Linked DNA regions of Homo sapiens: all the other regions are linked to region 1. The links are chromatin loops, found by intact Hi-C in ENCODE. Cell type or tissue: GM12878. All regions are shown on one strand. Region 1 has its middle 100 kb from the start of APBB1IP. Region 2 overlaps APBB1IP (amyloid beta precursor protein binding family B member 1 interacting protein). Region 3 holds the start of APBB1IP (amyloid beta precursor protein binding family B member 1 interacting protein). Region 4 overlaps APBB1IP (amyloid beta precursor protein binding family B member 1 interacting protein). Region 5 has its middle 21 kb from the start of ABI1. Region 6 overlaps APBB1IP (amyloid beta precursor protein binding family B member 1 interacting protein). Region 7 overlaps PDSS1 (decaprenyl diphosphate synthase subunit 1).

What was found. Peaks named below come from ENCODE experiments on the same cell type or tissue, not always from the same donor. Only the 100,000 strongest peaks of a DNase experiment are listed, where the experiment ranks them.
Region 2: it touches region 1 in a loop (2.6-fold over the local background); 7 of 110 quality-filtered maps call a loop at or near these places.
Region 3: a loop joins it to region 1, with 4 times the contacts of the local background. A loop is called at or near these places in 9 of 110 quality-filtered maps.
Region 4: it touches region 1 in a loop (7-fold over the local background); 9 of 110 quality-filtered maps call a loop at or near these places.
Region 5: it touches region 1 in a loop (11-fold over the local background); 29 of 110 quality-filtered maps call a loop at or near these places.
Region 6: it touches region 1 in a loop (11-fold over the local background); 90 of 110 quality-filtered maps call a loop at or near these places.
Region 7: it touches region 1 in a loop (4-fold over the local background); 17 of 110 quality-filtered maps call a loop at or near these places.

What each region holds. Positions count from the first base shown.
Region 1 is chr10:26,333,044-26,337,043 of GRCh38, forward strand. No RefSeq gene overlaps it. Among named protein-coding and RNA genes, the nearest start is that of APBB1IP, 100 kb to the right of the region's middle. In GM12878, a CTCF peak has its summit at 2,219 (motif pointing right); a DNase peak (open chromatin) is centred at 2,238; H3K4me3 peaks cover 549 bases; H3K27ac peaks cover 1,198 bases.
Region 2 is chr10:26,485,382-26,489,381 of GRCh38, forward strand. The region is part of intron 2 of APBB1IP (amyloid beta precursor protein binding family B member 1 interacting protein); the gene reads left to right. Among named protein-coding and RNA genes, the nearest start is that of APBB1IP, 49 kb to the left of the region's middle. RefSeq lists an enhancer at 1,842-1,891. In GM12878, no CTCF peak of the experiment used is centred here; a DNase peak (open chromatin) is centred at 2,240; H3K4me3 peaks cover 268 bases; H3K27ac peaks cover 2,150 bases.
Region 3 is chr10:26,436,073-26,440,072 of GRCh38, forward strand. It overlaps APBB1IP (amyloid beta precursor protein binding family B member 1 interacting protein), which reads left to right and starts at 2,269. Exons shown (of 15, transcript NM_019043.4): 1 at 2,269-2,383; 2 at 2,580-2,781. RefSeq lists enhancers at 1,586-2,115, 1,833-1,962, 2,523-2,602. In GM12878, a CTCF peak has its summit at 1,788; a DNase peak (open chromatin) is centred at 1,899; H3K4me3 peaks cover 2,704 bases; H3K27ac peaks cover 3,493 bases.
Region 4 is chr10:26,502,490-26,506,489 of GRCh38, forward strand. APBB1IP (amyloid beta precursor protein binding family B member 1 interacting protein) reads left to right here. Exons shown (of 15, transcript NM_019043.4): 6 at 708-785. Among named protein-coding and RNA genes, the nearest start is that of APBB1IP, 66 kb to the left of the region's middle. In GM12878, a CTCF peak has its summit at 1,583; no DNase peak of the experiment used is centred here.
Region 5 is chr10:26,879,889-26,883,888 of GRCh38, forward strand. No RefSeq gene overlaps it. Among named protein-coding and RNA genes, the nearest start is that of ABI1, 21 kb to the left of the region's middle. In GM12878, a CTCF peak has its summit at 2,313; no DNase peak of the experiment used is centred here.
Region 6 is chr10:26,554,855-26,558,854 of GRCh38, forward strand. The region is part of intron 11 of APBB1IP (amyloid beta precursor protein binding family B member 1 interacting protein); the gene reads left to right. Among named protein-coding and RNA genes, the nearest start is that of LINC03028, 22 kb to the right of the region's middle. In GM12878, a CTCF peak has its summit at 2,417 (motif pointing left); a DNase peak (open chromatin) is centred at 2,379.
Region 7 is chr10:26,726,672-26,730,671 of GRCh38, forward strand. The region is part of intron 8 of PDSS1 (decaprenyl diphosphate synthase subunit 1); the gene reads left to right. Among named protein-coding and RNA genes, the nearest start is that of PDSS1, 31 kb to the left of the region's middle. In GM12878, a CTCF peak has its summit at 2,491 (motif pointing right); no DNase peak of the experiment used is centred here.

The DNA of each region.
Region 1 (4,000 bases):
AAGATCAGGTTTTGAGTTGGTTTTGAGTCTTTTTGCCCAGTGCACTCCCCCTTATGTTGTCCAAACTTTGCCTCCACTTATTTGTGTATTGGTCTTATTTCCTTTGATATCATGTAAACTTGAAAATGGAAGGTATTGGGTCCATTCCTGCTGGGAGGCCTCTGGGAAGGAAAAATATTTTTTAGAAGCTCAGTGGTTGAGAGTCAGCTTAACTGAAAGCTAACATCTAAGATGTGTATATGTATGTGGGTGTGTTTGTATTTAAAAGGCCTTCATGTTTTTGTTTTTGTTTTTGTTTATTTCTCTCCTAGGACCTTGTCTTTTTGAGCAAAAGTTTTTTCTTCTCAGTTAACTGAATTCTGTTTTCTTCATTAATAGCTATTTCAACAGAAGCTACTCTGGGGCTTTTTTTTTTTTTTTTTTTTTTTTTTTGAGACGGAGTCTCGCTGTGTCTCCCAGGTTGGAATGCAGTGGCGCGATCTTACTCTGGGGCTTTTAAGAGAAAGTGTAATTTAGACACTTAGAAATGTCTTTGTTTGGAAAAAAAATTTTTAAAGTGCACTGTAAAAGCATCACATGGTCTAACCTCATAATACTTCTACCTTTTTGAAAACCCAGGATTCAGTGTGGGCTCTGCCCGGAACTCAAAGATACAGTTAAAAGATAGGAGAAAGGAGGTCTTACAAATCTATAAAATGGTTTTCTATTGGCATGCCTAATATGTCTATGTATTTATGTCTTGTGTACACCATGTTTCACTATTGAAAATATATAAAAGAGTTCTGATTAATTGGCTCAAAGAAAAATAAAAGTGCTTAAATATTTTAACAGAAAAATAGAAAAGACTAGTCAAATGCTTTTTCAAGTTATGTGACTAAAAGAAAATCTTTAATAAACAAGCTAGCTTTAAAAATTATTGGTAAAGTAATATTAGAGATGTCTTAAGAGTTGCCGACATACATTTTTGTTTGCATTTATTGATCACACAATTTCATACTTATCTCTACCAAATACTATAAGGTGTCAAAATTTGGCATAGAAGCTACAAAACTATAATTTATCCCAAAACAGAATGATCTTTGCTTGTGTAATTTCTAATAAATGAAACATTAATATTGGTTTAATGGAGATAGCTAAATCTTGAATTATTTAGTAAAAATATCCTAACTTATAATCTTGTGGCCTTAGGCAGTCTAGTCCACAGACATGAAGGAAGTTTGTTCTGGGAAAGGACTGTTATCTTTGTTTCAAAGCTAAACTATAAGCTAAGTTAATGAACAAGAATAGCTTGGAGGCTAGAAACAAGTCAGTTAGGTCAGGTCGTTTTCACTGTCTCAGTTACAATTTTGCAATGGCGGTTTCATAACTTTAAATGATGACTATTGCAGTTTTCATAAATAATCTAGGTAAATGATTAAAATAAGTAGATAAATGTAATGGAATACTCATAAACAAACTTGCCATAATTTCGAATCTAAAGTTATATTAAATTAAACAACGGATATTTCATTATTTGGGTATTCTCCAATAAAATACATTGTAGGAAAACATTCTTTTTTAGTTCTAATTTCCTTGAAAAAACTTTCTGCTGCTTGCTCTTTCTCAACTCCCTCTTGAAGGCAAATGACTTAGATTTGCTCTTCTGGGGTTATTTTCTAGATTTCATGGGAATTCTTTATTCCTTTTATTCTTTTTTTCTCCACTGGCTATGCATTTTCAAATAGTCTGTCTTTGAGCTCACTACTTCTTTCTTCTGCCTTATTAGTTCTGCTGTTGAGACCTTCTGATGCATTTTTCAGTTCAGCCAATGTATTTCCCAGTTCTAAAATTTGTTTAATTTTTTAAAAAATTATTTCAATCTGCTTGTTAAATTTCTCTGATACATTTCTGAATTGCTTTTATATGTTATTTTGGAGTTTGCAGTTTCCTCAAAACTGCTAGTTTGGATTCTTCATCTGAGAACTTACATATCACTATTTCATTAGGGTCAGTACTGGAATCTTGCTCTGTCCGTTTAAGGAGGTCATGGTTCCCTATTTGCTGTTGTTTATTATAAACATACAACTATGTCTTCGCATTGAAGGATTCGTTATTTTTTCCAGTCTTTGCTGTCTGTGTTACTTTGCTCTTACTAGCATATGTGTGTTTAGAGGTTACCCGTGAAATTTGCCTGTTAATTCCCTTAGCACTAGATCACTACCTCCTTTTTGGCACTAGATGGTGCCCTAAGACCAGGTTTGCCGCAGCTTTTGCAGCCTTTCAAAGCACTGCCGATCTTGGAAAGAAGGTGTCCCAGAGGGGATTCCCTGGCTGGGTGGGAAAGCTGGCTAGGGGTTTGTGCCCTCAAGGATCCAGGCAGTGCACCTCCTACAGCATGGTGCTGCCAAACTGCCTCTCTGATTTGGCATCTCTTTGCCCGGGATGGAGAGCAGCTCCCAAGTTGTATGCACTGGGGCTGCTTGCCCCACCTCTTCTGTCTAGCTCCCAGATGCCCTCAGGGTCCTTCTGGCTGCAGACACTCATGATGCTTCCCATGGGCTGAGACAGGAACAGCTTTCCTGCATAGGAATTCAAGATATTGGGGAAGATGGCTGTCCACCTTGACCTCCCTTTTTCCGGTGCTGAAAGCGTGAGTGCTGGGTGACATTTCCAGGAAGTGCCTCGCAGTTTGAAGGAAGGCTATTATGGATAGAGAAATCAATTTATCGTATGTTCTGCTTGCAGTTTTTCACGTCTTTGTGTCTCCAGGGATTGTCACAGCCTCGGTTTTGAGTTCTTGGATATTGGTGGTGATGATCTTTACACTGGCTAGTTCTGTTTCATTTTCTGTATGGGAGAGTGAAGTCAGATTACTTCTTCTCTGCCATTTTGGTGACATCACCTTAACCCTTATACTTTTTCACATCAGTGTGGAAAGCTTAAATTCTTCCATTTTTTGTCCTATATATTTTCAAAATAGATTTTTTTAAATGCCTCCCCCAAAAAAGGAGTTGTAAAATCATATCTTTTAAAAATTATATTAAATCCAGAGTTTTGTTTTTGTTTCTTAACAAGCACATTTAAACCCTCTAAGCATGTGCCTTGTTTGAATGGGATTGAATGTAATGGTAGTTGCTTTGGAGTTTCTAGGCCTGAATTGCTCCAACTTTGCTTTTACTCATCCAAACCCTGCTTTGGGAAAATTGAAATCCATGAATATTAAAAATTCAAATTTTCACATAATTAATCTGAGTAATACATTTTACTATGAAAGAACTCAAAATGTGCTTTTAAAAGGTTTCACTTCTAGTTTCTCCTAAGAGTTTCACTGCAGCCTTTAAAATACCCTTTTCCAAAACTCTATGTAATTTTCATAAATATATCAATGGAGTATGTGTTTTTATGCATATCAAAATAGGTTTCTTACTGGTTCCCACTTCTCTAACCATCAAGAATAGTGATACTGGTCTGGCTCACAGTGGCCTGTAAGCCCAGCACTTTGGGAGACTGAGGCGGGAGAATCACTTGAGGCCAGGAGATCAAGACCAGCCTGTGCAATAAAGTTAGATGTAAAAAAAAAAAAAGAATAATGATTCTTTATTTTATTTTTATTTTTTTTAAGACAGAGCCCAGGCTGGAGTGTAGTGGTGCCATCTCAGCTCACCACAATCTCCGCCTCCCTGGTTCTAGCGATTCCACCGAGTAGCTGGGATTATAGGTGCACGCAACCACACCCTGCTAGTTTTTTTTATCTCTTTATTTGTATTTTTAGTAGAGATGGAGTTTCACCATGTTGGCCAGGCCAGTCTCGAACTCCTGACCTCAGGTGATGAACCCGCCTCGGCCTCCCAAAATGCTGGGATTACAGGTGTGAGCCACCGCACCTGGCTGAATAATGATACTTTCAAAGAGCTAATCTCCTGGTCCAACATTCCACCTTTCACACCATCTCCCACTCTCTCACCAAAGTGTCCTATAACTGCCCTCCTTAAAACTTTTTACATCTGCAAAACTAAGTCCA
Region 2 (4,000 bases), 150 kb after region 1:
TCTATGAGGCTTGAGATCTGGACTCTAGCCCAGTTCTTCTCATTAGTCTGGGAAGCTACTTAATCTCTCTGGGTTTCCAACGACGCATTTCTGAACACAAACATCAACAAGATCTGATTCTTACTTAATAACAACTCCCAGTTTTCTAAGAGATTCTATAACGATAACAAAAAGAGTGTGATTCAGTGTGGCAAATGCTGATTGCAAATTCATGCTAAGTATTTTTGGCTATTTTGTTTAGATGTCACAACAAGCCTAAGAATTAGGCATTATTGTTTTCCTTATTTTATAGACAAGGAAACTGAAGTCCAAGGAGATTAAATACCATGTCAAGTTGGTTGTTAAGGCCAGGATTTACTGACATGTTTACCAAGTGCAGTAGATAGCAAATCTCTGCTGGGAATGAAGATACCATTAAAGTGTTAGCATGACAGCTGGATTTTGAATGATCAGTAGGATTTTATGAAGGAGATATGCACAGAGGAGGATATTATTTAAAGGGAATAGCATATACAAAGACAAAAAGAGTTCTAAAAAGCCTGTTCAGAAAACATCAAGGGTCCTGAGGCCAGGCCTGGTGGCTCAAGCCTGTAATCCCAGCATTTTGGGAGGTGGAGGTGCGAGGATCACTTGAGCCCAGGAGTTTGAGACCTGCCTGGGCAACATAGCAAGACCCTGTCTCTGCTAAAAATAAAATAAAATAATGTAAAAAAATATAAATAAATTAAAAAATAAAAGGCCCCGAATGGGACAAATTAGGAAGGACTTTGAAAGACACGCTGAGTGCCTGAACGCTCTCCACTTCATCATAAGCAGCCAGGGAAGATTTTTAAACAGGAGAGTGACACATTCACATTTGTATTTGCAATTTGCAGCAACGGTGGTGGTGAATATTGATGGGGAGTCTGGAAGGCTGGAGGCTGGGTGAGCTGGTGAGGTGTCAACTGTGGCTTGATAGAGAGAATGAAGGCAAGGAGAAGCCTTCTACAGGAAAAGCCAACAGATTCCTCGACCGACTAGATGGAAAAATGGGAGGAGTAAGGGACTATGCCAAGGGTTCTAAGTCAGACTGATATGTGACTAATGGCCTTTTACCAAGTTAAGGCGCATGGGAAGAGAATGCATGAAGGGGAGTAGTGAGTCGGAGCTACTTAGAGGGAAATGCCTGGGGGATGTTGAGCTGGCTGTGTTTAGGCAAGCTACTCTGACCGATGCAATAAAGGCCGCCCTCATCCAGGTCCAAAATTCCAGATTCCATGGCTGGAATTGCTGATCTTCACGGCATCCCAAACTGCATGCAAACTGAGTTAAATGTGTGAGATTAACTCTGCCGTCGATATAAACATATGTCCTGTAAACCATATGCATCACAGTACTTAGGATAAATGTTTAAAAGACATAGTTTTGAAATGTATCCAGGTGGAAAAGAGAAACGATTTAAGGATTGAAAAACTGAAGCCTAGAAATATTAAGCATTAGGGAAAATTTCCTTGTCGTTCAAGGAATCTAAGGGAAAGTTTTAGCCTGGACAAGCGGCTTCAACCACCTCACCCCTCATCTATCCAATAATAACAATAATAATCACAAAATCTAGCTGATTTTGTAGTATTTCCATTTCTTTTTCATCAACAACTTGTGGTTCTTCCCAAGACATAAAATGAACTCAGAAGTGACATACTCACAAAAAGATTCTAACTCCACCCAGTCACGATGTGAGCATGGCTTGTTTGCAATGCATTGCTTCACTGTGATAACTCCACCCCAGCTCTTTCTGGCTGCTAACCCAAATAAGACTTTTAGCTGTCAGGGCTGGGTGTTTTTTTTTTTTTCCTCTCTCTCTCTCTCTCTCTTTTAATCTTTATTTTGACCTTTGGAAAATACCACACGTACATATAGGCACAGCCCTATTTTCTTACGCTTGTGTGTGTGTACACTGTATACATGTGTATAACTCTTGTCTGTCCATTTCAATAATAAGGTTTTCTTGCAGGGAGGTCAATTATGTAATATGACTGAATTTACAGATTAATAATTTTTGTTAACAAACTGCCCTGAAGTCAAATGTCTTTTTATCTTCACCGTGGGTGCAACTGTGATCCATTCACAAGCAAGTTTACTTATGACTGTACGTTTCAGCACAATTTTGATGTTGGCTCCACTTAATAACTCAGTAACAGACTCTGGGGGAAAGGAATGAAAGGGCAGGGGAAAGGGCAGGGGGAAAGATTTTCACCAGATGAATGCAGGGAGAGGTCACGAGAACGCGCTGTTGTTTTGAGTTATTTCCATCTTAGGTGGATGATTCACTGTGGCACGTCATTAACCTGTTATATAGCAGTGGTGTGCACAGCCTGAGAAACGAAGGCCTTTGGGTTCAGTGGGTTTTTCTGACTCATCGATGTCACATTTCCAGACTTTATTTTAGTGCTTTTCCAAATTTAAGGGTTCAGGAGAATGAATCAATGGCAAGATTCTTGTTACTCAAATTATATTTGATTCCTATAAGCTTATTGTAATGCTAGTTGGCAGTTTTGAGGTCAGCAAACAAATCTATATTTATTCTTATAAAATGGATTACTCTCATAAAAAAATCTGAAATGTGTTAACACCAATAATTACTCTTAATAATAATTCATCTGAAGGATTCCTTTATTTTCTCACACTATTGTACTCAGATAGAAAGCAATTCACATGAGCAGTTCTGGAATTTTATTGTTTTTTCCATTAATTTCCCCTTATTAAAATAATAACTTAAAAACCCATGACAAGATTTTTAATACCATATTAGTTGTTTTGGGAGACAATTTGTGAAACCATGGAGATAATATCTACTTAAATACTTTCTGCCATTTTGTAGGAATTTTTTTTTTTTTTGAGAGAGTCTCGCTGTGTCACCCAGGCTGGACTTTGGTGGCACCATCATAGTTCACTGCAGCCTCGACCTCCTGGGCTCAAGCCATCATCCCGTCTCAGCCTCCCAAGTATGTGGGACTACATGCACGTGCCCCCACACCTGGCTAATTTTTTAATTTTTTGTACAGAAGTTTCTCTATGTTGCCCAGGCTGGTTTCAAACTCCTGGCCTCAAGCAATCCTCTCCCCTCGGCCTCCCAAAGTGCTGGGATAACAGGCGTGAGTCACCATGCCCAGCCTTGTAGGAAATTTAAAGAAAGGAGGATATGATTCAGATACTTTGTAAGCAACTGTGTGGGGATAAAACCCCATGGAAATGACTCCTCATGCTGACTTCCCTCATGAACCAGGGGCAGGGCCCACCTGCAGCCATCTTCCTCTCTTCTAGGTGCCATAAACACTTTTTTAATCCCAACAATACACACAAAATAGGACAAGGATCTTCCATCATCCGTCACTGATGCTGTGTTTGATTCCTCTCTGACTTTCCCTGCACACATAGACCTAGACCTTCGGTGTTTTTCTCACCTGTTGCTTCTATACCTGGGTGCTCACCTGCCTGCTTTGTGTGGTCTGACCCTTAGCATTCACTGAGTGGCTTCCTTGGATTCAAACACACACCTCCTTGTCCCATGTGTATGTACACCTGATTCTTTGGGATGCGTCTGCCACTAAGAAATGTGCTAGTTCAATGGAATCTAGACCTCTCTTAACTAAAGACCCCTTCTTGTACCCTCTCAATGCCTCCTGGCCAACACAGTTTTACAACTTCCCATGCTCCTGCAAGACACCTCCTACACTGGACGCCAGATAGGGCAGTAGAGAAAATTAATACATCACATAGCAATTCAAGCATCTGTCCTCCAAAATAAAACATGCAAAACTTAAACCTTGAAATGATGGTGGAATATGCTCAGTGACCTCTAGCTCAGGGTAGTTTTTGTGTTTCTCAAGAGGGAGTGACTAGAAGGACGGCAAAAGAAAAGTCACTGCAGGGAGCAGAACATTCAGATGGAAAATGTTCTCAGTCCTGTTTGGCGAGGGTGATAAGGTTATGTAGGAGAAGAAAATAATTTTTTTCTTCTTAA
Region 3 (4,000 bases), 100 kb after region 1:
ATGGCTTATCGCTTAAGTCAAATCATGCACTCAGTTGCTAAATACATTCCAATAGTCCCCCATTGCAATTAGAATAAAACCTAAAGTCCTCAATGCTGGCTACAAGGTCCTGCTTGTTCTGGTTCCTGCTTACCTCTCTGTCCCCATCCACTATTGCTGCCCTACTCTTTCAGAACATTCCAGGCACACTGGCCTGCCTTCTTTTGAACTTTCTATGTTCCTATCTCAGCCCCTCTTCTTGTTCTTCCTTCTCTTGGAATCCTTTCCCAAGTTTCTGAATGGCTGCCCCTTCTCATTACTTTGTAAAGAGGTGATCCTTGACCACTTTCCCTGCCCCAAGAAAGTCACTCTCATTGTTTGATTTTATATTTTATGTAGCACTTACAACTCTGCTCAGAACCTTCCACTGGCTTTCCATCTCACTCACATCAAATTCTCTTCCACAGCTCCCAAATAGCACACAATCTGGGCACCATTTCCTTTTGATCCCATCTCATGTCTGTCCCTCCCATCTCACTCTGCTCAGCCGTACTAATTTCCTTGGTGTTTTTCCAATATCTTAAGTGCTCTCCTAACTCAGGGTCTTTGAATGTGCTGTTCCTTTTGCCTGGAATATTCCCATCTAAAAACCCAGTGTGGATTAATCTCTCATGCCATTTAGATCTAGCTCAAGTGTCACTTATCAGACAGAAATACCAGTTTCAGGTGTTTCTGTCTATTGGGAGACTGCCTTTCCCTGGTGCTATATTAAAAAAAATTAGGATAAATAAATAATAAATAAATAAATGAAAAATACATTTTCTCTTCCTTATGATTTTATTAATAACAGTTTCTTTTCTCTGGCTTACTTTATTATAAAAATACAGTATTTAATATATATAAAATAATATGAGTTAATCGACTATGTTATCAGTAAGGCTGATAACAACTGCTTGATCATCACCTGATGGTCACCTGACATTCCTGGTAGGGGGTGGGAGGAGCCCTCTCCTGCCCTGCTCATGCCTGACTAGCTACCTACTGTAACAGAACAATGCCAGATTTCAGGAGTACCAAACTGCTGCACAATTGAAAATCCATGTATGTCTTTTGACTCCCCCAAAACTTAACCACGAATAGCCTACTGTTGACCAGAAGCCTTACTGATAATATTAAACAGTCAATTAACACATATTATGTTATATGTATTTAGATAAATACTGTATTTTTACAATAAAGAAAGCTAGAGAAAAGAAACTGTTATTAAGAAAATCATGAGGAGAAAATATATTTTCTATTTATTTATCGTTTATTTACCCTAATTAATACAGCAACCCCATCCCCATGCCCATCACTCTCTATCCCTCACCTTTTAACTTCCTTCAAAACTAGTTACATTCCTTGACATGTTAAATATTAATTTGTTTATTGTCTGCTTTCTACCAACTAGAATGCACCATGCATGAGAGCAGAAATTGTTTCCTCTAACTATTTTCATTGTTCTTAGAAGTGTTGGTGCTTACGAATAGTTTCTCATTAAATAAATGACAGAACTATTTGAAATTGCCTAATTAACACATGCACCTAATTTCTGTCTTTATGTCTTCACCACCTTCCCTGACATATAAGCCTTTGAAGACACAGCTGTAGAGGAGAAGGGGAGGGTTATTCAACCGCATTTACAAATCATAACTGATTTTAACTTCTGTATTTTCAGACCTCCCCAGCGACTTTCTCTCAGGAAACTCCACTCCCAACTGACAGGTGCTATTTCCAGCCAGTCCTATGCTGTTGCAAATAGTGAGTCCATGAATGCCCTCTGCCGTGTGCATTACTTATTTTCATCAGCAGATCTTCGTAACACACTCCTGGAAGTGGGATGACGGGGTCAAAAGGCGAATCCATACATAAGTTAAATAGATATTGCTCAATTCTCTTCCACGGGGTTCAGACCATTTTGGATTTCTACGAGCAATGAAGACAGTGCTATTCCTCTACACCCTGGCCGGCCAACTGAGCGTGGTTAAACGTGGGGAGGGAGGAGGGTGAGGTTACCAACCTGATGGTTGAGAAAGGGCCTCCGCCCAGCGCGCCCTTCCTCCACCCCCACCCGAGAGACAGCTGAACTCCGGCCGGGACGCGCGTGTTGCCAGTCCAGCCCTGCACCGCGTCCCCTGAGGGCGGGCTGCAGGCGGCCGGGAAGCCTTGCACAACCGGCCCAAAAGAGGAAGCCCAGAAAGTGCTGAAGTAAACACTTTGGGAGACCGTTGCAACATAAAGCGGCCTCTCAGTCTTTGGTGGAACCATCACTAGGCCCCAATCCCTTAGTCCCTCTTGCGTCGAGGCTGCAAAATGGTTCCATTCGCCAGGAGACGCTCCTGAGAGAAGGGCGCGCGCGGCACAGGTAGGGGGAGGCGCAACGTTTCCCAGAATTAAAATAAAATAAAATAAAATAAAATAAAAATCCCTTCAAGGTGGTTGTGTAGTAGGGGTGGGATGGGGGAGAGAAAATCAGGCGCAGACTCGATGAGTTGGAGAAAGCAGCCCCTAACTCGGAGTCCTTTACGCATATGTTTGTCTGTCCCACTGTCTCTAACCAGGGGCCTTCCTTGCACCTCGGAGCAAAGCAGCTCGGATAGCGCCACACGTCTGCGCGCTGCGTGGGAAGGGCAGGGCTGACAGCACTTCCTCCCCGGGGCAGCGACCTGGAGCCCGGGTGCGGCAGTCTGCACCGCGCGTCGCTTTCCCGGCCGGAGTCTCGCCGCCTTCCCGCGCCCCGCAGCGCCCCGCAGAGCAGTCGAGGTAAGTGGCGCTCCCAGTCCCGGGAGCCCTGGGAGCGCCAGCACGGGCCCCTCGGGGCTGTCAGGAACCCGTTTGTCAAGCCCGTCGGGTCCGACGCCGGGGGCAGCTCCAGGATCTGGCCTCGTGAACGCGTGCCCCCAGGCGTGGCCCTCGAGCGCAGCGGGTCCCCAGGGTCCCCTCCGCTGATCTCCACTCTGGACCCGGCTCGCGAGGGTGGGGGTGTGAGGGTTTGGGGTTCGGGTTTGCTTTTTCCCGAGCTATTGCAACAGATTTGACAGATTTCCTGCCCAGGAAATTGCTGCAAGGTCAAACGGGGAACTGCTATGAACCCTTGCACGTCCAGCAGGTCAGCAGGTCAGCAGGTCAGCAGGTCCGGGAGCCCCAGTCTCCCGGAACCTGGAGGGATTCTTGAGGGGCCAAGATTAGATGTGGATTAAATGCCAGCCGTGTGAGAATTTGAGTGTGGCTCGCAGTCTGATGCATCTTAGAGTGTTTCCTTCCTCTAAAACTTTTGGACAACTCTTTCCTCTTTTTAAAAATAACTTTTTCCCCCGAATATTCTCATTTTCATTTTAAAATACCATAAAGATAGATTTGGACACCAGGCACAAGTTTCATAATTTGGCTTGAAATGAATATCCAGAGGGCCTTTTACAGAATGGAGGAAACTAACTAGGGTGTCCTAATGTCTCCAAGAACCTCTGCGCAGGTGTTCCACCAAAGACCTAGCCCGGTGTACCTCTTACTTTCCTGCTAAGGTATTTCTTAGTTCATACCCCTGTGGAACGTGAAATGTGTTTCCTAGACACTCAGGGCATAGCGGTTCAAAAGAACTTTTAATGTGATCCTTGACGAGACGGAGTACTAGAGGAAAGTAACAAAAGAAAAGGGCCCGTGAGTTTATTATGCCCCCAGATGTTTTTTTCTGGTGGCATAACGTGGTTTAAACAAAGGTGCCGGTACTAGCTACTATTCATTTTAAAATCTGGGTCTCCAGAGAGAAATTTCAGAAAGGAAAACTTTGTCCTTTTTCATAAACCTAGAGCAGCGATTTTCCCTCTGGCCTCACTGGAATAATGGGTGGCACATGGGCCAGGACGATGATGCTGGCTGGCGAAATTAGCAAGGATCTGCTGAGAAATACTTTATAAAGTCTTCTAGTGGTATTTCCTGTCTGCTCAACGTGTGTTGTGAAAGGTCTAAGAAATTTAACTTCATC
Region 4 (4,000 bases), 170 kb after region 1:
AAATTAGCCAGGCATGGTGGCAGGCGCCTGTAGTCCCAGCTACTCAGGAGGCTGAGGCAGGAGAATGGGGTGAACCCAGGAGGCGGAGCTTGTAGTGAGCCAAGATCACACTACTGCACTCCAGCCTGGGCAACAGAGTGAGACTCCATCTCAAAAAAAAAAAAAAAATCAGTCTCTCTTAACCTTTGGGGGCATTAAGAACCCCTTTAAGAATCTAATAAAAAATTGGAAATCCCCAAAAAGACATCCTGATCCAAAAGTATGCATATAATTTCAGGGAATGTTCAAATCCCTGGAGATGTGTCAATCTATAGATTCCTTAGGTCGGATCCCAGTTTGTGAGCCAAGCGGATTTTTCTGGTCTAAATATACGAACCACTGTTAAAGTCATCATTTCATCTTTTAAGTTACCATTCCCAAGCTATAAAGAGTGACTGCCTTCTATATCTTTGAGTTGAAGAATTTTGTTATAGTCATCTAAATTCTGAAAATTGAACGTTTCAGGTAATGGATACCCCATTTATCCAGATGTAATTATTACACTTTGTATGCCTTTAAAAAGTAATTAATAAATTCTGAAAATCAAGCATGTGAAATTTGGTACCTTTTGTTAATACAACGTAGCTGAGACACTAGCAATGACAGAAGTGATTACTCACTGGTATTACTTAATGGACTGTATTGAAGAATATCTTGCCCTTTTCCAGGAAGAGGAAGAAGCCCAAGCCAAGGCTGATAAAATTAAGCTGGCGCTGGAAAAACTGAAGGAGGCCAAGGTTAAGAAGGTGAATCATGAATCCCTTTTGCATGGGGGCAGTTCAATTAAGGACCTGTGATTATGCTTAATGATAAAAAACAAAATAAAGCCGGGCGCGGTGGCTCACACCTGTAATCCCAGCACTTTGGGAGGACAAGGTGGGTGGATCATGAGGTCAGGAGATCGAGACCATCCTGGCTAACATGGCAAAACCCCGTCTCTACTAAAAATGCAAAAAATTAGCTGGGCGTGGTGGCAGGTGCCTGTAGTCCCAGCTACTCGGGAGGCTGAGGAAGGAGAATTGCTTGAACCCAGGAGGTGGAGGTTGCAGTGAGCTGAGATCGAGCCACTGCACTCCAGCCTGGGAGACAGAGTGAGATTCCATCTCAAAAACAAGAAAAAAAGAAAAAAAGAAAGAAAATGTTGTGTGATACTTTCCAAATAGTTGTAATTTTCAAAAACTTTTAAGGACAAAGATAAGAGTACACAATTGTTCTTTCTATAACATCAGTTAGCTCACTTGTGATTGATAAATAAGGGACTTGTGTTAATATAAATGTAGAGGTTTCCTTGGCTTGTACATGATTTTTTTTGCTGGCTTATACATGAATTTTCCTGGGAGCTGGAATGATGGGAGTAGAATTATACCTTCAACAAGAAAGGAAAGGGCCTTTGGCTTGGGTGCTGTACAGGCAGGGGCCCTTTCAGCTCTATCTTAAGACATTTTAAAACAAGTTTGCACATCCAGGGCTCCCTTCCTTTGAGCTGCCCTCTCCAGGACTTTGCAAAATTCTTGGTTGATAGCAGGTGGCGCCACCTTTGGGGAATGCCTAACTGGGTCAGAGCTCAGCTTCTGTCGGCCTGGCCTCTGCTTTTCCTCAATTGCTCTTGTCTACTTTTCCTATGCCCTGGGGCAGCCGTCAGCCCTGCTGCTGACCTAGATGTCCAAGTTATATCCCAGGGTACCAAATGCTGTTTTTGCTGGTGCTCTGGTTTCAAAATAGGTTTTGAGTAATCTGCCCTTAACCCAACTTTCCTAATAAGCCTGTAAGTTGATCATGCATTTTTTCAGAGTATAGGTTTTTGAAGAACACATGTATTGTATTGTAACAGCAGATACAGCTGTATTTAACTTCACTAGAAGAATATACCTAATGATAATAAAGTGTTAATAATAGTTAGGCTGGGCGCGGTGGCTCATGCCTGTAATCCCAACACTTTGGGAGGCTGAGGCGGGCGGATCACCTGAGGTCAGGAGTTTAAGACCAGCCTGGCCAACATGGTGAAACCCTGTCTATACTAAAAGTACAAAAATTAGCTGGACGCAGCGGTGTGCATCTGTAATCCCAGCTACTCAGCAGGCTGAGGCAGGATAATCATTTGAGCCCAGAAGGCGGAGGTTGCCGTGAGCCAAGATTGCACCACTGCATTCCAGCCTGGACTCCAGAGCGAGACTCCATCTCAAAAAAAAAAATTAAAAAAAAAAAGTTAATTTGGTAAATTAAGGCAAAGATGAAACAGTCTTCATCGTGTTTTGTTTTGAGACAGGGTCTTGTTCTATCACCCAGGCTGATCATGGCTCACTGCAGCCTTAAACTCCTGGGGTCAAGCAATCCTCCTCCCTCAGCCTTCTGAGTAGCTGGAACCACAGGCATGTACCACCATGCCGGCTGATTTATTTTTATTTTTTGTAGAGTTGAGGCCTCCCTATGTTGCCTAGGCTTTTCTCGGACTCCTAGGCTCAAGCGCGCCACCCATCTCAGCCTCACAAAGTGGTGGGATTACAGGTGTGAGCCACCATGCCTGGCTCTTCATCTGATTTCAACTCCTGAAGCAAATAACATCTCTGAGACTCATTGAGGATTTTCTGCTAAGAGTTGTGTGAATTGTCCTTTTCACATAGGGCTTTACGCTTTCTATTCCCATGGCACCTATCACAGTTCTCTGAATGAAGGTGTTCAATACCTGCCGATGGATGGATATTCAGGAAGTAGTCCTTGGCTACCCCTGGAGCCAGACTTTCAAGGTTCATCTAGGGGAGTCTTCCCAGATTAGTCTGGTTCCACTCATTCCAAACGTGCCCAAATTTCCTTACCATTCTTCTCCCCTGTTTTCTGCAAGTGATTAATTCCACAGTCCATCATTGGAACTCCACGTCCTCATCTGCCTTGTCCTTTTCTCAAACCTTGGTTAAATCCAACTTTCCTCCTGCTCAGTCCTGGGTGCCCAGTGAGCTACCCTGGTTCAATCACTCTCTCACCTACAAAACCATTTTACTTAAGAGACAAGGGTCTCACTATGTTGCCCAGGTTGGTCTCAAACTCCTGGCATCAAGCGATCCTCCCACCTGGGCCTCCCAAAGTGCTGGGATTACAAGCATGAGCCACCACACCTGGCCTCAGCTAATGATTTTGTTGCCCATTTTGCAAGGAAAATAGACACAGTCAAAACAAAAGTTGCGCAAGCTCCCACCAAGACATCTACCTATCTACCTGCGTGCATCTGTACCCATATATCCCATATTCTTTCCTTAACAATGGATAAATCATTATGTTTCTGCCGAGGGCCAGACTCTTCTCTTGGGCTGCAGTCTCTCTTTCTGTCCTCCTCTGCTCAAAAGTCTCCGATGTCTGACCATCTCACACGTGAAGCCAGAATGAATCCTCCCAGTGGCCTCCAGTCCCTGCATGACATGGCGACCAGTCACCTCCCTGGCCTCATCTCCCAGTGTTCACTCCTTCATTCACCCCATTCTAGCTGCCTGGTCTCCTGGCTGCCCCTTAAGCACTCTAGGCCTGCCCTTGCCTTGGGACCTTGGCACTTTGCAGGTCCTCTGCCTCTTCCCTGGATTCTGAGTAGGTTCGCTGTGCATCTCCTTTAAGTCTTTGGTCACCTTCCTAGCGAGGCCTTTCCTATCTAACACCACATGCACACATCCCCAGTATTCCCAATCCTTCCCCCACTTTAGTGTTCCCCTCAGTGCTTAACACTACCGTGTGTGTGTGGGGGGGGGGGGTGGGGGGCAAGGTCTTGCTCTGTCACCCAGGCTGGAGTGCAGTGGTACAATCACAGCTCACTGAAGCCTCAAATTCCTGGGCTCAAGTGATCCTCCCACCCAGCCTCCCAAGTAGCTGAGACTACAGGTATGCACCACCATGGCCCACTATTTTTTAAAATTATTTGTAGAGAAAGGATCTGGCTATGTTGCCCAGGCTGGTCTCAAACTCCTGGCCTCAAGCAATC
Region 5 (4,000 bases), 550 kb after region 1:
TGGCACTTGTGCCAGAGCCCCGGAAGTGTTGACGTAGAGGCCAGTCCTACAGAGGAAAGACTGGCACAGAGTAGGCTGTCAATCAATACTAAGTAGTATACTTCAAGTAAAGCTGTTAGGAAAGAGAACGGATGGTGCAGAAGTACACAAAAAAGAAAACCCCAAGGAAATGAAACAAACAAAACTGCAATTAAATGATGTGTTTATGGGAGTAGAAAGCAGAATTCACGTTGCAAAAATTGAATCAGTGATATTGGAACACAAGTAAATAAAAGTGTATCCATTTAATAGGTAAAAAGAAGAGAGTTATGCCTTTTATATTGTTAAAAGATATACATCGCACTCAAAAATAACTTTATGCATTAAATAGAAAAACTGTAAAATGTATATAATTGACACTCTTAGAAATACAGGTAGAAGTTAAGAGACATCAATTCATGGGTGGAGATTTCCCAAATGCTTTCATAAAAACACTTAAATAAACCACACACACCCACAGTTGAAAACATTTTCTAGTAATGAAAACATATATTCCAAAATTTAGTATTTTAATGATGAAATTGTGTTTCACATACTCGTGCACTCTAAACATTTTGTAATATAAAAATGTGACTTTTAAAACTGGAAAATATAATTTGTTACACATTTTCAAACACAAAGTTTTAAATGGAGCAGCAGCACAATGTAACTTGGAATCTCTCTCCTAATGTCTAAATGTAATGTGATGTTCTAAATTGTATCCTGGAACAGAAAATGAATATTAAATAAACTGAGGAATTCTGAACAAGTATGATTTTTATATATCAATAATTCATCAATATTGATTCATTAATTGTATCAAATATACCATACTAAGATATTAACAATAGAGAAAACTGGGTTTGGGGCTTTACAGGAACACCATACTATCGTCACAAATTTTCTGTAAATCTAAAATGGTTCTAAAATTAAAATTCTATTTAAATCAATGGCAATATATAAAATTAATTAAATCTGAATTGTGGAAAATATAGCTTTTATTATAATTTTCCTTGATAGCTTCTGAAGACGAAGCTTTTATTTTCTATTTTTAGGTGAAATTGCACACATTTTCAGTCTAACTGTTTATTGTAACAATATTTGCAATACTAAAAGTTTTATAACTTATAGATTCATAATGCAAAGCAAAGCATACTGTTGGTTTTATTTTTGGAATGCTATATGAAACACATAACCTCTTACTTAAGATTTATAATAACAATTCTATGGTATTTCATAAGGGAATATAATTTCCATAAAATATAAGTTAATTTTATCTCAATGATTGTGAAATGGTTAACAAATATCCAAGCTAAAATAAGAATCTGTTTCTAGATTAGAAAGAAATATAAACTATATAATTCTTTACTTTTAAAATATTATAGACATGACTAGTATTGTAATAATAACAAAAAAGTATCAAATATTTTACATATATTCTGTAATCTGCCCTTAACAAAATTCTTTAACTTAACCTTTTTGAGAGGAGCTACCTATGAAGTCTAAAAAGGTTTAATTCAAATTTGTTTTAATATCAGCAACTCTTCAAACTTTTCCTGACCCTGCCAAGAAATTTGTCTTCCTAATATCTCTTACTCTGTAAATTTCTCTCTATTTCTTAGAGAGAGAGAGAAAGAGACTAAGACAGAAAGAGAGAATTTATAGGAAAATAAGATAGGAAGGGTTATAATAACAGCTTCCTTTGATTTCTCCATCCTGAAGTCCCCATTTTCGTCTCTGAGAGCTGATCTGGAATAGGGTAGGCTATAGGGACAGAGAAAATCAGAGTGCTAGAAAGAGCTAGGAAGGGAAGAGGTGACCTGAAGATCAAATACTGAAGAAGGGGCTAATAGATGGCAAGGAAAGTGGTGAGCACAGCATGCAGTAGATGGGGTTCTAGTTAGTGAAGACCCACAGGGTGGAGGGTAATCCCATGCAAGGGTCAAGTGTAATTCAGTGACAACATAGGCAGCATGGGAGACCTACCACAGTGAACCAGCGATTGGCACGTTTGTAAGGACTGTGTTCAGATTGCGGGTTTTTTTTTTTTAAAGATTAAGTGATCTTGAAATTGACATTCCATGTCATTTTAAAAGATAAATGGTAAAGCAAATGTTTTATTCACGTGTCTTTATTTCTCCCCTCCATACTTTTCCCTCCACTCTTCTTTTTTTAATGTGGAAGTTTAAAATCCCATCTTACATTCATTTTTTTAGAAGTAGAAATAATGGGAAAACTTCACTTGGATAGGGAACGCTTGAGTAGAGCTGCGTCATTATTTAGTCTTTACTGCCGCTTAGTGGTAAGGAAGAGACAAAAGTTGACTGAGAGGATCAATTGAGCAAGTCAGCGAGTGATAGCGATGCAACCCAGATTTATTGAAGAGTAATTGTAATTACTTTTTATATTTTGTAGGCAAAGAGCTCTTACTGCTTTACACGCAAGGTTTATTGAATATACTTTTTTTTTTTTTTTTTTTTTTTTGAGACAGAGTCTCGCTCTGTCTCCCAGGCTGGAGTGCAGTGGCGCGATCTCGGCTCACTGCAACCTCTGCCTCCCGGGTTCACGCCATTCTCCTACCTCAGCCTCCCGAGTAGCTGGGACTACAGGCGCCTGCGACCACGCCCAGCTAATTTTTGTATTTTTAGTAGAGACGGGGTTTCACCATGTTGTCCAGGATGGTCTCAGTCTTTTGACCTCGTGATCCGCCCGCCTCGGCCTCCCAAAGTGCTGGGATTACAGGCGTGAGCCACCGCGCCCAGCCGAATTTACTTTCTACGACAAAGTTTTATGTTATAAGCATTGTATGACTTTTAGTATTACCTGAAACGTAATGAAGTTTGGGCAAGTGTTGTTGGTTGTTTTTGTATTGTGATTACAGAACTGCATTTTGAGAGGCTGAATATAAACTGAATGCATCCTTAGCTGCTGGCCTAGAAACTTAACGTCCCCTGAGTGAAGCTGCACATTGGGAATTGCGGGTGGTAGAACACGTTTGTTAAAATAGTTTGTTCTCTTCTTATTTTATTATATTATGCCTTAATTTGTAGTAATTTATTAATATGTCGTATTTCCCTTAAGCTTCCTAATGTCAAGACGGTTATCATTTTTTGTGTTTCTTAATGTCTTGTCCATAATTGCTGCTCAATAAATGTTTGCTCAGTTAATCTCATCGAATAAGGCAAAACAATGTCATTTTAACTATTAATTAAGACTGGCTCTGCATTAGCAGAGCAGGGACTCTAAAGTATGTGTCTCAAAAGCACTTTTTATCCCAAAATCATTAGGCAACTGTAGAACTAGAGATCACAGAAAAGGTGTTGGAGTGAAGTCATTGAATAACCTTGGATTTACTCATACGTGCTCTAACCAAATGGATACAGATCAGAGAGTCTTAGCGTTAAAACAGGCCATAGACATCACCTAAACCAATAGTTAAACCAGAAAAAATATTCCAAGGAACATTTGGAAGGTGTATTGAACTGTTAAAAACCTGAAAGTTAAGAGAACTAAGAATCCAAATGGTGATTGCTTGAAAAAAAAAAAAATGTTAGCAGGACACCATGGCTCAGTCTTGTAATCCCAGCACTTTGGGAACCCGAGGCAGGAGGGTTGTTTTAGGCTAGGAGTTCCAGACCAGCCTGGGCAACAGGTAAGACCATGTCTCTACAAAAAATGAATAAATAGCCAGATAGGGTGGTGTGTCCTTGTAGTCTCAGCTACTTGGGAGGATTGCTTGAGCCCAGGAGTTCGAGGCTGCAATGAGCTGTGATCGTACCACTGCACTTCAGCCTGGGTAACACAGTAAGACCCTGTCTCAAAAAAAAAAAAAGCCATCTCACAAAAGAATACTACTAACTACTACTGCAAAGAACATATACTTTTAACAAAGTTAGCTTCATGTGGTTTGTGTGCATTTTTAAATATTTAAAAGTGATCCATGCTTTATACGCTGTTCTAAATGCTTCTGTAACATCTCGGA
Region 6 (4,000 bases), 220 kb after region 1:
TTACAGGTGTGAGCGACCACACCCGGCTTACACCAGTCTCTTTGGATTTAGAGCCCACTTTCATCAGGATGACTTCATCTTAACTTTATTACATCTGGCAATGACCCTATTTCCAAATAAGGTTACATTCATAGGTACCAGGAGTGAGTACCATAGCTTTTAGGAGGAGGGAGATAATTAAACCCATAACATCCACCTACTCTACCAAGCTAGAAACAGAAAAAGCATGCCTGATTTTCTTCCTGTCCCCATTTCTCGTTAATCTATGAGCAAGTTCTTCTATTTCCCATCAAGATCTCCCATTGAGCCCTCCCTCAGTTCGATCTTATTCTTCACTCCAGATCCATCTTCCTCATAGCCCCCAGTGACTTCCTGTGTCACTGTGCTGTTTTAAAATGTCCAGTGCCCCCCACTGCCCAGGGGATCATGTCTAGATTCTAGTTTGACTCAAGGGTCTTTACTCAGATTCCACACCAGCTTAATTTCTGCTTCTTCATTCCATGGTTTCCAGACCTCAGCCATACAGAATTTCTCCATGTTCTCCAAATATATTACAGCATTCTGTCGCTTCTTCCAAAGACCCTCTCTTGGCCCATTTTCAAACTTTTAGTATGGAACATACTATTTCATAATCACATTACATATGTGATTTGATTACATCAGGTGTTTACATACATCTCTCCCTAAAACACCTCCAGGGAGCATTGCCCAATTAACACATGAGCTCTCTTATTCCTCTTTTTGTTGTTTTTTTGTTTGTTTGTTTGAGGTAGGGTCTCCTCCAGCCCAGTCTGGAGCACAGTGGCACAATCATGGCTCACCGCAGCCTCGAACACCTGGTTCCATCTATCCTCCCACTTCAGCATCTCTAGTAGCTGGAACTACAGGTGTGTGCCACAACACCTGGTTAATTTTTGTACTTTTTGTAGAGACAAGGTTTCACTGTGTTGCCTAGGCTGATCTCAAATTCCTAGCCTCAAGTGATCTGCCTGTCTTGGCCTCTCAAAGTGCTGGGATTACAGGTGTGAGCCACGGGGCCCTGCCTCTCTTACTCCTCTTAATGTACCTAGGAATTAGCATATTTCTTGGCACCCAGAGATATTTATTGAACAAACAGGACCTTGGTTCTTTCACTACCTTTGGCCTTGGATAAATTGCTCACCCTCTCTCACCCTGTTTTCTCATTTCGTAAGCTCAGAGGGTCTATAAGTGCCCTTTAAGCAGTGACAGTCCACAATCGCCCTGACCTCTGTGTGCTGTTCTCATGTCCCAAGAGAGCTTCTCTCTCTTTATGATCGGGAACAATCAAATCAATTGCGAAAGAGCCTGGCCAGTGACACTGCACCAGCATTTTCCTGAAACCTCTTTGCAAATGATTATTCAGCAAAAGGCTCGGTTAGGCAATAAGCTCCTTGGCAAAGTCTCAAGACACGGTGGAGAACAAGCCCAGTGACTTGCTCTATAATGTCTGCAAGGCTGAACGATTTCTGCATCACCAAGGGAGCCAGAAAGGAGCTTTTTCCCATTAGGTAGCTCATCTTAGAACCATAAAATCTGAGGATTGCTAGAGACCTTAGAGGTCATAGAATCCTCCTGTATACATCCATAGCACACATATAGTGTAAGGAAGGAACTTGGTGAGACCTGACCTATAGCAAGGTTTATCACCCCATCATCAGGGGGCTGTTTTATGTTCAAAAGTCATTTTCTTTAAGGGAGTGACTACATTTTGCTCTATTTCAATGAATAACATTCTTAAGAAATTGTTTAGGGTGCTTGTTAAATGGCTAACTCTATATAAGCAGTTGCTTTGTGCATTTTGTTGCAAACACGATGAGATTTAGTCTGCTCTGGAAACTTGGTTCTCACGTGACATCTACCAAAAACAATAATAGATTATCTTGAAGGTAACAATGTCAGCTTTTTAAATGTCTGAGTGGGGGGTGGGTGGAATAGCTGCTTTCTAAGAACAATTATAAACATTCAATTGCTGAAGAGACCAATGCTTGCCTCTCTTACATGACAATCAGAACACAAATGCTGTTTGTAGGTCAGAGAGCCGTGTTTCTGGTGCTGAAAGACAAGGGCATTGGTTTGGCTTTGCACATGTTATTGTTGAAGGGAATGCTGGAGGCATTTGTGGGCTGTCATGTTCCAGCCAATAAGTGTTGGCTTTAGTATATTTTTCATCAATATGACCTTCAGGTTAATTAAGAAAACAAATCCTTTTTGCTATCGGGCCATATTACCTGAGTTGATAGATATTTCCAATTTTAAGGGCCTCCAAAGAGGATCATTATTGGAGTAACATTTGCAAAAATAAAATCTAACATTCAGAATGAGGGAGTAAGCATTGAACCGCCAAAACAGTAAAATGCCCAGCAGCCATTCAAAAGTGTTTGCTGTCATCTGCTGGCTAGACTGGAAAACTACAGCAACATTCAGGAGCCTGATGTGAAGTTCTCACCGTCGGTAGAGAGAATGTCTGTGTTCCTGTTTGCTATGCCCAAGCAAATAGGAATTGACCGTTCTTCGAGCAATGGAGATGCAATTTCTGAGGCCGAGTGACCTACATAGAGAATACATATTTAAAGACAAAAATATGAGTAGAGTTTCCTCAGTTGCCTGAAAAGACCAAAGAGAGGAATTTTTAAAAAATCATTTCTGAATTTTTCCGTAGTCTCTTCCAAGTCTGGGATTTGGGTTTAATAGCTTAATACAAACACAGAAATTCTAGGTGGTTAGTCAGGAGACCCCCAGGTTCTAGTGGGGTCACAGGGAGGAATATATAGTAACCTCTCTGAGCCTCAGTTTTCTCATTTGTGAAACCAAAAATTACTAAACTCTCGTCAAGCTCTTGGAGTCTATAAAGGTCTTGTTATCCTTTCTGGACAAAGATTACAATCCCACACGCTCTTGCTGGCTGAGTCATTAGAAAGTCTAGCAGAGTGACTAGACGCTGCCAGTCAGATTCCAACTGAAGTTTAAAGACACGAGACCCTTTGCTTAGAACAACTTTGAGAATAGCCATTTCCTTGGAGGTCAGTGATTTAAGATGGAAAGCGAAAGAGAAGTGGAGAGGTCCATGCAATACCCTAAGAGAGGAATTGGACAGCTTCCCTCCTTTCCTGCCAACTGAAGAGCAGATAGATGCTTCCAGCTCTCTTGGCTTTCCATTCCACTTTCAGCACCACCAGCAAATGAGGATTATCCTAGCAGGATTAATGAATCCTCTGAGGACAGGAGGAAGAAGAAAGAGGTGGTACCATACCACACACACACACAAACACACACACACACACACACACACACACGATGCTTGTGGTTAATTATTTTTCTACATAATAAAATGTATTATAATAAACCTTATAATGACCCATGAAAATTTACATGGCCCATATTAATATCTCAGAACCTATGTTTGGTTGCCGGCCCCTCGCCTGATGACGGTGATTTCTAACTGAACAGGAAATATTGTGCTTGTTTCTTGATTCTTCAAGTATTCTGACATCTGGACTGGAATACCTGCCATGCGCTGGCCATGTGCTAAGCACTGAGGGTCTTCAGCAGTGAATAAGACAGATGTAGTTCCCACCTTCATGGAAGACACAGTCTATCAGAGACAGACACATAAAACAGAAACTAACTGGGCTTGGTGGTTCACGCATGTAATCCCAGCACTTTGGGAGGCTAAGGTGGGAGGATCACTTGAGCCCGGGGTTTCAGCACCAGACTGGGAAACATAGCAAGAGTGTTTCTTTAAAAAAAAAAAAAAAAAGCCAAGCATGGATGCATGTTTGTGGTCCCAGCGACAGAGGAGGCTGAGGTGGAAGGATTGCGTGAGCCCAGGAGTTAGAGGCTGCAGTGAGCCGTGATGGCACAACTGCACTCCAACCTGGGCAACAGAGTGAGACCCTGTCTTAAAAAATAATAAAAATTAAACCAGAAACAACAGAAGCAATGAGGACTAGGAGGAATGCAAGGAGTTTCTCTTTCACAC
Region 7 (4,000 bases), 390 kb after region 1:
TCTTCATCTCCCTTCCTTTTTTTAGTGAAAATAATATTAAAATCTAAGAGAGGGCTGTCTAGGGGGATTGTTTTGTGATTGACTGATATTAAAATAGAATCCATTTTAGGCCGGGCACGGTGGCTCACACCTGTAATCCTAACACTTTAGGAGGCCGAGGCGAGTGGATCACTTTAGTCCAGGATTTCAAGACCAGCCTGGCCAACATGGCAAAACCCCGTCTGTACTAAAAATACAAAAATTAGCCGGGCGTGGTGGTGCACGCCTGTAATGCCAGCTACTTGGGAAGCTGAGGCAGGAGAACCGCTTGAACCCGGGAGGTGGAGGTTGCAGTGAGCCAAGATCACTCCACTGCATTCCAGCCTGGGCAATAGAGCGAGAGTCTCTCAAAAAAAAAACAAACAAACCAGAATTCATGTTATTATCAAAAGATGACTTATTTATTTACATACTTACTCACTTGCAAAATACATTTTGTACTCATGCAAAATACATTTTGTAGTTTACTAATAAAGACAGTGGCTTGTTTCCCAGGAAATCTGGTGGAAATGAGACCTGAGAGGTCAGAGGGCCTGTCCAGTTGTTGTTAAGCCAGACAGTAGCTGAGTTGAGACTTGAACCCAGAGCTGGGTATGGTAATCCTGCCTTGTTTCTCTCTCTCTCTCTCTCTTTTTTTTTTTTTTTCTGAATTTCTATTTTCTCCAGGGCTGCTTGTGGCCTGGAATTAATGGGCTCTCTTCCTATTACTTGATTTTCAAAGCCTCAGAGTACCACTACAGAATTGCATATTGTGGGTCACATTAGCAGAACACTCTTTTTTTTTTTTTTTAATTCATTTTTTTGAGATGGAGTCTCGCTCTGTTGCCCAGGCTGGAGCGCAGTGGCATGATCTCAGCTCACTGCAACCTCCACCTCCCAGGTTCAAGTGATTCTCCCACCTCAGCCTCCCGAGTAGCTGGGATTACAGGTGCACACCACCACATGCCACACCTGGCCTCTTTTTTTTTTACAATATTCATATCTATCTATAGGCCTCATTCAGATCTTGCCAGTTGTGAACTGTTATAACGAAAGGGAAAACATATTTTTCTGTTCCAGCATCCAGTCCAGGATTTCACGTTGCATTTTGCTGTCATGACTCTGTAGTCTCTTGTCATCTAGAACAGTCTTTCTTTGCCTCTCATTACCTTGGTATTTGGAAGAGTGCAGGCCAGTTATGTTGTTGAGCCTCTCAGTCGGGCTTCTCTGATACTTCTCAAGATTCGATCCAGGTTATGAATATTTGGCAGGAATACCACAAGAGCGGTGCTGTCCTCAGCTCCTCATACCAGGAGGCGCGTGCTGTCTTGTCTGTCCCATTACTGGTGATGCATGCCTGGATCGCTTGATTAGGATACTGTCGGGCCGGGCACAGTGGCTCACGCCTGTAATCCCAGCACTTTGGAAGGCCGAGGTGGGCAGATTACCTGAGGTCAAGAGTTCAAGACCAGCCTGGCCAACATGGTAAAACCCCATCTCTACTAAAATTATAAAAAATTAGCTGGGCATGGTGGCGGGCACCTGTAATCTCAGCACTTTGGGAGGCCGAGGCAGGTAGATCACCTGAGGTCAAGAGTTTGACAAGCGTGGCCAACATAGTGAAACCATGTCTCTACTAAAAATACAAAAATTAGCCGGGCGTAGTGGCAGGCGCCTATAATCCCAGCTACTCTGGAGGCTGATACAGGAGAATTGCTTGAATCCGGGAGGCGGAGGTTGCAGTGAGCCGAGATTGCACCATTGCACTCAAGCCTGGGCAACAAGAGTGAAACTCCATCTCAAAAAAAAAAGATACTGTCTGCCAGGTTTCTTCAATCTAAAATTACTATTTTAACCTATTTTGGGCAAAGTATTTTCAGATTATGTAAATATTATTCTGATGGTTGTCAAATGGCTGTTTTTCTATTTTCATCATTTCTTCTATATCACTCTTCTACAAGAAAGTTGGTATCCTATTTTTTTTGTTATTATTATTTCATTCTCAAAAGAGCTGAAGAGTTGGTATTCCATTGTAAGGAAGCTCTTAACTGTATGGGCTCTTGGATTCTTATTTTATTCTGTATCTTTTTTTTTTTTTTTTTTTTTTGAGCCAGGGTATCACTCTGTCACCCACGCTGGAGTGCAGTGGTGCAATCTCAGCTCACTGCAACCTCCACCTCCCGGGCTCAGGTGATCCTCCCACCTCAGCCTCCTGAGTAGCTGGGATTACATGCGGCTGCCACCATACCCGGATGACTTTTTTGTATTTTTAGTAGAGACGGGGTTTTGCCATTTTGCCCAGGCTGGTCTCAAACTCCTGGCCTCAAGTGATCGCCCACCTCGGCCTCCCAAAGTGCTGGGATTATAGGCGTGAGTCACCGTGCCCAGCCATCTTATTTTATTCTGTAGATTATAACACTGTCATTATTTTAATACTCAATTATCCAACGTATGGCCAGTAGGGGAGGCCCTTTAACCTGGCTCTGTGTCCTCCATCATTTTTTCAGCACCCCATTTCTGGCAGGAGATATTCAGCCCTGTTATTCACTGTTCTCCAAGGAGCCCACATTCCTTTTGGTGGAAAATGGTGTTAAGAAACCAGAATTTGAGTACTGGGTGTCATCGTTTCTAGACCCACTCAATGGACAGAGCTAGGAAATACATGTATGTATTATATGTAATGTAGGTAGATACGTGTATATCTTTCTGTACCCATCCATACTTATTCAAAACCACGAGGTATCAAACAGATAGTTCCAAATCCATCTAACACCACAGGATTTGTGGTTTATTCCAGGATTCCATCTTTCCATATTTGTAACCCCCTTCCCAAACAGTGAGAGACCTGGCTCCTCTTCTCCGCGGTGTATTTATTTGCACAATCTGAGAATATACCATAGGAGTTTACAAATTCATGACTCATATCTCTGTGAAAAACAAACCCAGTAGCTAGAATTCAGTATTTATCATTCCTTTTGTCTTGGGCCTGAGGATAATAGAATCAAAGCACTGTTCAAAAGTTACCTTTCTCTACGTATCAGTGTGGTTGTGTTATTATTTGGAATATATTAACCCATTTATGCCTAGTGTTCCATTATTGGAATGCTAAGCTTGTGGAGTTATTTCTATCCTACTGCTCAAGGTCATTACCAAGGTCTGATTTTTCACAAAACAAATTTGCAACCTCCAGCATAAATGGGTTAATAGTTGGTTCCTTTTTTTTTTTTTTTTTTTTTTTTTTGAGACGGAGTCTTGCTCTTTCGCCCAGGCCGGAGTGCAGTGGCACTATCTCAGCTCACTGCAAGCTCTGCCTCCCGGGTTCACGCCATTCTCCTGCCTCAGCCTCCCGAGTAGCTGGGACTACAGGTGCCCGCTACCACGCCCGGCTAATTTTTTGTATTTTTAGTAGAGATGGGGTTTCATGGTGTTAGCCAGGATGGTCTCGATCTCCTGACCTCGTGATCCGCCCACCTCGGCCTCCCAAAGTGCTGGGATTACAGGTGTGAGCCACCGCGCCCAGCCTAGTTGGATTCATTTTTATTCCACTTTAGGGATTCCCTCTCATTCTTGCTGATTTCGTGTTTTGGTTTTGAGCGTTTTGTTATTGTTGCTGTTGTTTTGAATGTTTGAAACAACGTGGCTGGGCACAGTGTCTCATGCCTGTAATCCTAGCACTTTGGGAGGCCAAGGCAGATGGATTGCTTGAGCCCAGGAGTTTGAGACCAGCCTGGGCAACATGGCGAAACCTCTGTCTACAAGGAATACAAAAATTAGCTGGGTGTGGTAGTGCACACCTGAAGTCCCAGCTACCTGGGAGGCTGAGGTGGGAGGATCACCTGAGCCCTGGGAGGTCGAGGCTGCAGTGAGCTGTGATCACACCACTGCACTCCAGCCTGGCAACAGAGTGAGACTCTGTCTAAAAAAATAATAATAATAAAAAAAATAAAAGACATTAATGTAGCTCCAAAAGTCAGAACTATAC